Linked DNA regions of Homo sapiens: region 1 is linked to region 2. The links are chromatin loops, found by intact Hi-C in ENCODE. Cell type or tissue: endothelial cell of umbilical vein. All regions are shown on one strand. Links, peaks and the distances in the headings refer to the core of each region. The heading gives the core; the rest is flanking DNA. Region 1 overlaps LOC107984406 (a long non-coding RNA gene). Region 2 has its middle 23 kb from the start of PKNOX2-DT.

Evidence for each region. Hi-C counts contacts between places; a loop is a spot of excess contacts. Peaks named below come from ENCODE experiments on the same cell type or tissue, not always from the same donor. Only the 100,000 strongest peaks of a DNase experiment are listed, where the experiment ranks them.
Region 1: a loop joins it to region 2, with 14 times the contacts of the local background. A loop is called at or near these places in 2 of 110 quality-filtered maps.

The regions. Positions count from the first base shown.
Region 1 is chr11:124,898,553-124,901,458 of GRCh38, forward strand. The region is part of intron 1 of LOC107984406 (a long non-coding RNA gene); the gene reads left to right. Among named protein-coding and RNA genes, the nearest start is that of ROBO4, 2.1 kb to the left of the region's middle. In endothelial cell of umbilical vein, for the core only: a CTCF peak has its summit at 1,046 (motif pointing right); DNase peaks (open chromatin) are centred at 449, 1,029 and 2,149; H3K27ac peaks cover 2,500 bases.
Region 2 is chr11:125,140,216-125,143,121 of GRCh38, forward strand. No RefSeq gene overlaps it. Among named protein-coding and RNA genes, the nearest start is that of PKNOX2-DT, 23 kb to the right of the region's middle. RefSeq lists an enhancer at 1,576-2,132. In endothelial cell of umbilical vein, for the core only: a CTCF peak has its summit at 1,707 (motif pointing left); a DNase peak (open chromatin) is centred at 1,686.

The DNA.
Region 1 (2,906 bases), core at 99-2,598, 240 kb before region 2:
ACTGGCATCCAGTGCCTGACTCATTATGAGTGATCCGTAAAGCTGAGCCAACATTGTGTATTTCTTTTTAGGCCCATCCCATCACTGAAACTATTGGAGGATCCTCGGCAGGAGTATTTTTCAGGCCCTGGAAAGGTGGTTGGAGTAAAAGACCTTTTAAGAGTCTTTCCAGTCCCAAGAGCCTGTGTCCATATATGTAGCAGACAGGCCTTGCAGGTTTTGAGCCTACAATGTCAGCTCTTGCCCGCTGCCTCCTTTCCCCCACAACCTAGACAGAGGCCACACTCCCCTGTCAGATCCCAGCTCATGTTTACTGGCCTCTTCCTTCCAAATCTGGAATCTCAGCCATTTCCTGGAGCTGTTCCCGGAAGGCCAAGGCCAGGCTCTGGGGCTCAGCGGAAGAGTATCCAGCCTTTGTTCCCAATTGTTCCTGGCCAGCTTCTCTGCAGGGCCCCTAACCCAGCTGACGCCCTCCCTTCCTCCCCCTTCCCATCCTGGCTTCGGTGCCAGCCACAGACTAACAGCCTGCCAAGTAGAAGTCTCCTTCACTCCTCCTCTTTCCTCTCAAACTCAGACCAATACTGACAAAGACAGAACTGGAGCAAGGAAACACCATGGTCTCTACAAACTGGGGAGTTTGCAGAGGCTAAAGAATAGGCAGAGTGAAAGTCATGGAGTGGCAGAGCTGGAAGGATAGGAATTGGGGCCAGAGAACAGAATGTCACTACCCTTGGCACCTCTAATTCTGAAATCCCAAATTCTGTTCTCTGGCCCCAATTCCTACCCCAAATTCTGTGGGTGTATCCTTACACTAACCATAACTCCAATCAGAGCCTTAATCCTCTATTTAAATCTTATCCCTGGATCCCAATCCTTATCCCTTTACCACCTGCTAGAGAGGAATGAAAACCCCGGGAGTCTCAGGACACAGCAAGAAGCTGAGGACAGAGGGCAGTGGGGCTGCAGGCTGGAGAGGCTGAGTGAAGTGGAGCAGGGGTGGATTGTAACGCCCTGGTCCATTTCCCCAGGGGCAGATGGACCACTAGGTGGAGTAGGGTGGGAGACAAGAAGGACTCAGAGCGTCTGGGATAAGCTGGGAGATTCCCACAGGATGTGTCCATATTCAGCTCAGAGATGGATGAAATCAGCTTCTGTGGAGACCTTGGGCAAATCTGTAAAATGGAAATAGTAATAGTAGTTCTCTGTAAAATGGAAATAGTAATAGTAGTTCCTACCTTGAGGGATAAAGTAATGATGAAATACATAAAGCATAAAACCACTGGCATCCAGTGCCTGATGCATTATGAGTGATCCGTAAAGCTGAGCTAACGTGTATTTATTGTGGGGCAGGCAGAATGGAGTCGAGTTTATGGGGTCAAGGATCTGTGGGGCCAGAGTGATGAAGGGGAGATTCATGTGACACTGAAGTCAGCTGAGGATGAGACAGGAAAGGATGTGGTGGGATTGGAGGATTTACTGCACAGGAGGCCAATTTGGGATTTCCCAGGTACAAAGCCTCCAAGACTGTCTGACTCCCTGACTATCAGCTTATCAAGAATGTCACTGTCAGCAGTCTGCTTTTAGTCTCCTCTGCTTCTACATTGGTTTTGGGGACACTAATTAAGTGCTCGCTAATGTTTTAATGCCAACTGGATTTTACTCCAGTCTCCACAATCCAGAAAGACGCTAGGTTTCCCTCAGGGGAAAATAAGGCAAATCTCAAAGGAATTCCAATCCATCACTAGCCCCGTCCTCAGCAGGGTGAGAAAGGAGAGGTGAAACGGTCTGTGTGCACCGCAGGGACAGAGCCCCAGAGGCTCCTGCAGCCCGAGGAATGTCCCCTGCCCCACAGTCACATGCCCCGTGCCTGGAGATCACCTTCAGCAGAGCCTCACCCTACTCCCAGGTTTTGGAGAGCTAGGTGCTAACACCTGAAGGTGATTGGAGGGGCAGATTCCTCAGTTGTTCCTGCAGGACACTAGAACTTTTTCTCCAGGGCACTCAGAGTGACATGCGGTGGTGGCCGAGGGGACTTCCCAACAGTAGGGTATGTCTGGATGGCTCCCAGAGACTGCAGGGCTCATTTCCAGCAACCTGGTGCATCCGCATCCTCATTGTCTCATTTCCACAAACTAAGGAAGAGCCGACTGCATGAGTCATGGGGATGATGTGGCTTGGTGGGAGCCGCCCCAATTGCTATTTCAGAGAAGCTCTGTTCTGGGGCTCTGGTGATGTGCTGTCCTGGTGACCAGTTTAAGCAGTGCCTTCCTTCATCCCTAGTTCTGGTGTTTTGTGTTTTCTAACTCCCCCTTCGTTGCTTGTAAGAGGGAGAAGAGAGGGGAAGCACCAGGTGCCCTTCTGAGCAAGCCTCCAGAGGAAATTTCTCTTCAATGTCTGGCTCCTGGCTTCTTTGGCTTTCTGCTCTGTGATCTCTGAAGATGCAATCTGAGACTCCTGCTGGCCAAGCTGGTGGAGAAAAAGGGATAAACTCAGGTGGGATTTGGAGTCAGTTACACTGGGGTTGAGATCCTGCTTCCACTTCTTATTGGCAGAGAAATCTTGAGTAAGTCACATAACCTCTCTGAGTCCCACTGCCCTCATTTGTAAAATGTCTGCATGAGGTTTACAGACAATGGACATGAAAGTTCTCTGAAAACACTAGATATGTGTTAGTTGTCCTTTGAGTGTTCTGGGATCAGCATGCCTGACCAACACAGCCATAGCCAGTCCCAGCTACCCCTTGATACTCTTTTTGGATTTGAGACTCACACTTTTTGCCTTCTTGTTTTTTCCCCTTTTTTGCTTGAGTCTGCTTGGTCTCAATCTATAAATTCTCAAGTTTGTTCCAAGATGCCAACAGCTGGAGGGAAATTGAGTCAAGAGAGAAGACAGTAAAAACCTCCTCT
Region 2 (2,906 bases), core at 240-2,739:
TGGCTCCCAAATCTTTGCTCTTCTTGGCTCTTCAAACACATTCCTCTTAGTTCCCCCTCAAACTCCCTTTCCTGCTCCAGTCTCTGGCCTAAGAGATGTGAAGATGCAGAGGAGGGAGGCAGGAGGGACGGGCCTCCCACTTCCCTACTTCCTTTCAGCAGACCCCTGAAGAAAAGAGGCGGAAGGAACTAGGAATGGGATGAGTTGGGTTCTTGCCAAGGGGCCCTCCCTCCCCTCCCTCCTCTGTCTCCGAGCTCTGCCTGCACTCGGGTTCACGCGGGAGAAGATGAATCTGCAGCACCAGCCCCTGCCAGTCTCCCACAGCCAGGGTGGCCAAGCCCTCAGGGCTCTGCAGGACAATCCTCGGCGTCTGCTGCTGCTGCTGCTGCTGCTGGAACCTTCTCAGGGTGTCCTCTGCTGGCAGGCAGGCTTCGCACACAGGTGAACAGAACTCACCACCAGTGAGAAAGCTGGCCGTCTCACACCTTGGCTAGTTTGTGAAACCCAACTCATTCCACCAATGTTGCCTCATGGACTGGCTTTGGAAATTCCATTAATAGCTCCTCTCTGGCCTTGAAGCCTTGCTACCCTAATCCATCAATGACCATTTCACAACCGGGGAATGACATCTGTCCATGTACTCACTTTTTATGGTCCGGTCCTTTACAGCCTACACACATTCTTCCTGAAGATCTCTTACTGGGTCCTCATGATAATGAAATTCCAGCTGTGCAGAGGGAAACTGAAGCTTGCAGAAATTAAATATATTCACCAAATATCTGAACAAAGAAGTAATCGGTGGAGCCAGGGCAAGAACCCAACTCATCCCATTCCTAGTTCCTTCTGCCTCCTTTCTTCAGGGATCTGCTGGAAGGAAGTAGGGAAGTGGGAGGCCGCACACTCTGGCACAAGGCAAAGGGGTTAACAGGAGTGTGTTGACTTTTGTCCTTCTGCCAAGTCCCCTCACATCCAATTTACATTGTTATACAATGCTGATCTGTACCATTCTTGTTAATGTTTCTTTATAGATGTTTTAGTTATGTCTGTCCCATATGTGCGTCTGACTTTTTTCGTAGAATCTGAGCTAGCTCCTTGCTGCACTACTACCCCGGGAATCAGAACAGGTTTCCGCATGCAGCTCTTTGGTGAGAGTGACTTAGGGCCCCTCGAGGGACATGAGAAAACGATTTCGATACCGTGAACACTGGGGCAGGTAGAAACCCAACTTATCCCAGCTTTTCCATCTTCCTGCCAGGCCCCGGCCGGGCTTCCCAGCCTCCTCGTTAGCCTCTGTGAAAAATTAAAGCCCCAATAATCAAATCAACCCTTGTAAATGCTCTAAAAGCCGCTCCAGAGCACCAAGGAGCCAGCAAACCCCAGACCCAAATCCATGTCAAATTTCATAGATATAATTTAAGCAGGGATCAAAACCCACACTAACCTAGTAACTAAGGCTGCTCAAAATGCACTTTATAGTCCATCTGCCTCTCTGCTTCAGGGAGTCTGTATTAAATTTATTGCAAAGTAAAACAAATAAACCCAGGCAAAGGCAAGATGGAAATCTGCATACTGTCAGAGAATTAGCAGCCCTCTCGGGTTAGGAAGGCTGCCTCTCAATTTGCATCTCTAAGGAGTTGTGACTGGGCTGGGGGGCTGGGATGGTCGGGGCAGGACGGAGACTCGGAGCAGGCCTGCCCCCTGCTGGCTGACTGTAGAACTACAACCCTCTGGCCGCGGTGGTGGGCTCTGCAGGGCTCGCCCCGCCAGCTTTTGAAAGACAATCTGCAGCTGAAATAAATGTTGAAAAGGTGTGGAATTGGAAGAGCACGTAGTAGAAAGAGGGGAGGGAAGGGCTCTGTGGGGAAGAGATCCTCATTTCTGAACATAAAGCTTGAGGAAGGCGGGAACTTGAAGTGGGTGGATATAGAGTTTCAGAGCTGTCTTTTCTGTTGTAGGAACAGGAGACTGCGGTGCATTTCTTGACTCCTCTTCCCCTTCTTTTCCTTCTCCCTTTCCCTTGCTCTCCATAATCACAAAACGCAGAAGACTGGAGTGCAGGCGGCAGGGGTCCTTGCATGGCACTGTTGGCTTTGCTGTGTGACCCTTGGAGAGAGCTGTGCCTGAGACCAGGGTGAGGCCTTGCTTGCAGGGTGGTGCTGGCGGGTTGGCGCCTGTGTGGCTGGAGACGGGGTGCTTCCTGAAATTCCGCTTCACCCCAGGCCTGGCACTGCTCAGTCGGCTCACCTGTGGATAGAGAGGGCCTCTGAGGCTCCTTTCAGAGTGAATATCTGAATTTGATGACTCTGGTTGAAGAGCTCAGGCATCAGTCACAGACTTTCCAGGGAAGCTCCCAGGATCCCCGATACTCTCCTAGGATATTCCCATCATAACCTTCAGCACTGGCTCCAGTGGTACCCTCTCTAGATTGAGGCTCCCCCTGACTTCTTTAGTCAGAGATGGGCTGTCTTCCTTGTACTCCTTTTATAGGTAGGTAGATGGTAGGTAGATAGGTAGACAGATAGATGTAGATATATTGATATACTTATAATCACGTTGTAATAATTTATTTATCAACCCCATCCCCTAGAATGCAAAGTCCTTGAGCTCCATGGACAAGGGGAAGGAGTAAGGCCTGGTGAGTGTCATGGCCAGTCTCAGTGTCTACCCGCTCCCCAATTCCTGCTTTTCCCAGCCAGCACCTGAAACACAGTATGTGTCAAATGAACGAAAGAATGAATGAATAAAGAATAAAGTGGCAGGCCGGGCGCGGTGGCTCACGCCTGTAATCCCAGCACGTTGGGAGGCCGAGGCGGGTGGATCACGAGGTCAGGAGCTCGAGAACATCCTGGCTAACATGGTGAAACCTCGTCTCTACTAAAAACATAAAAATTAGCTGGGCGTGGTGG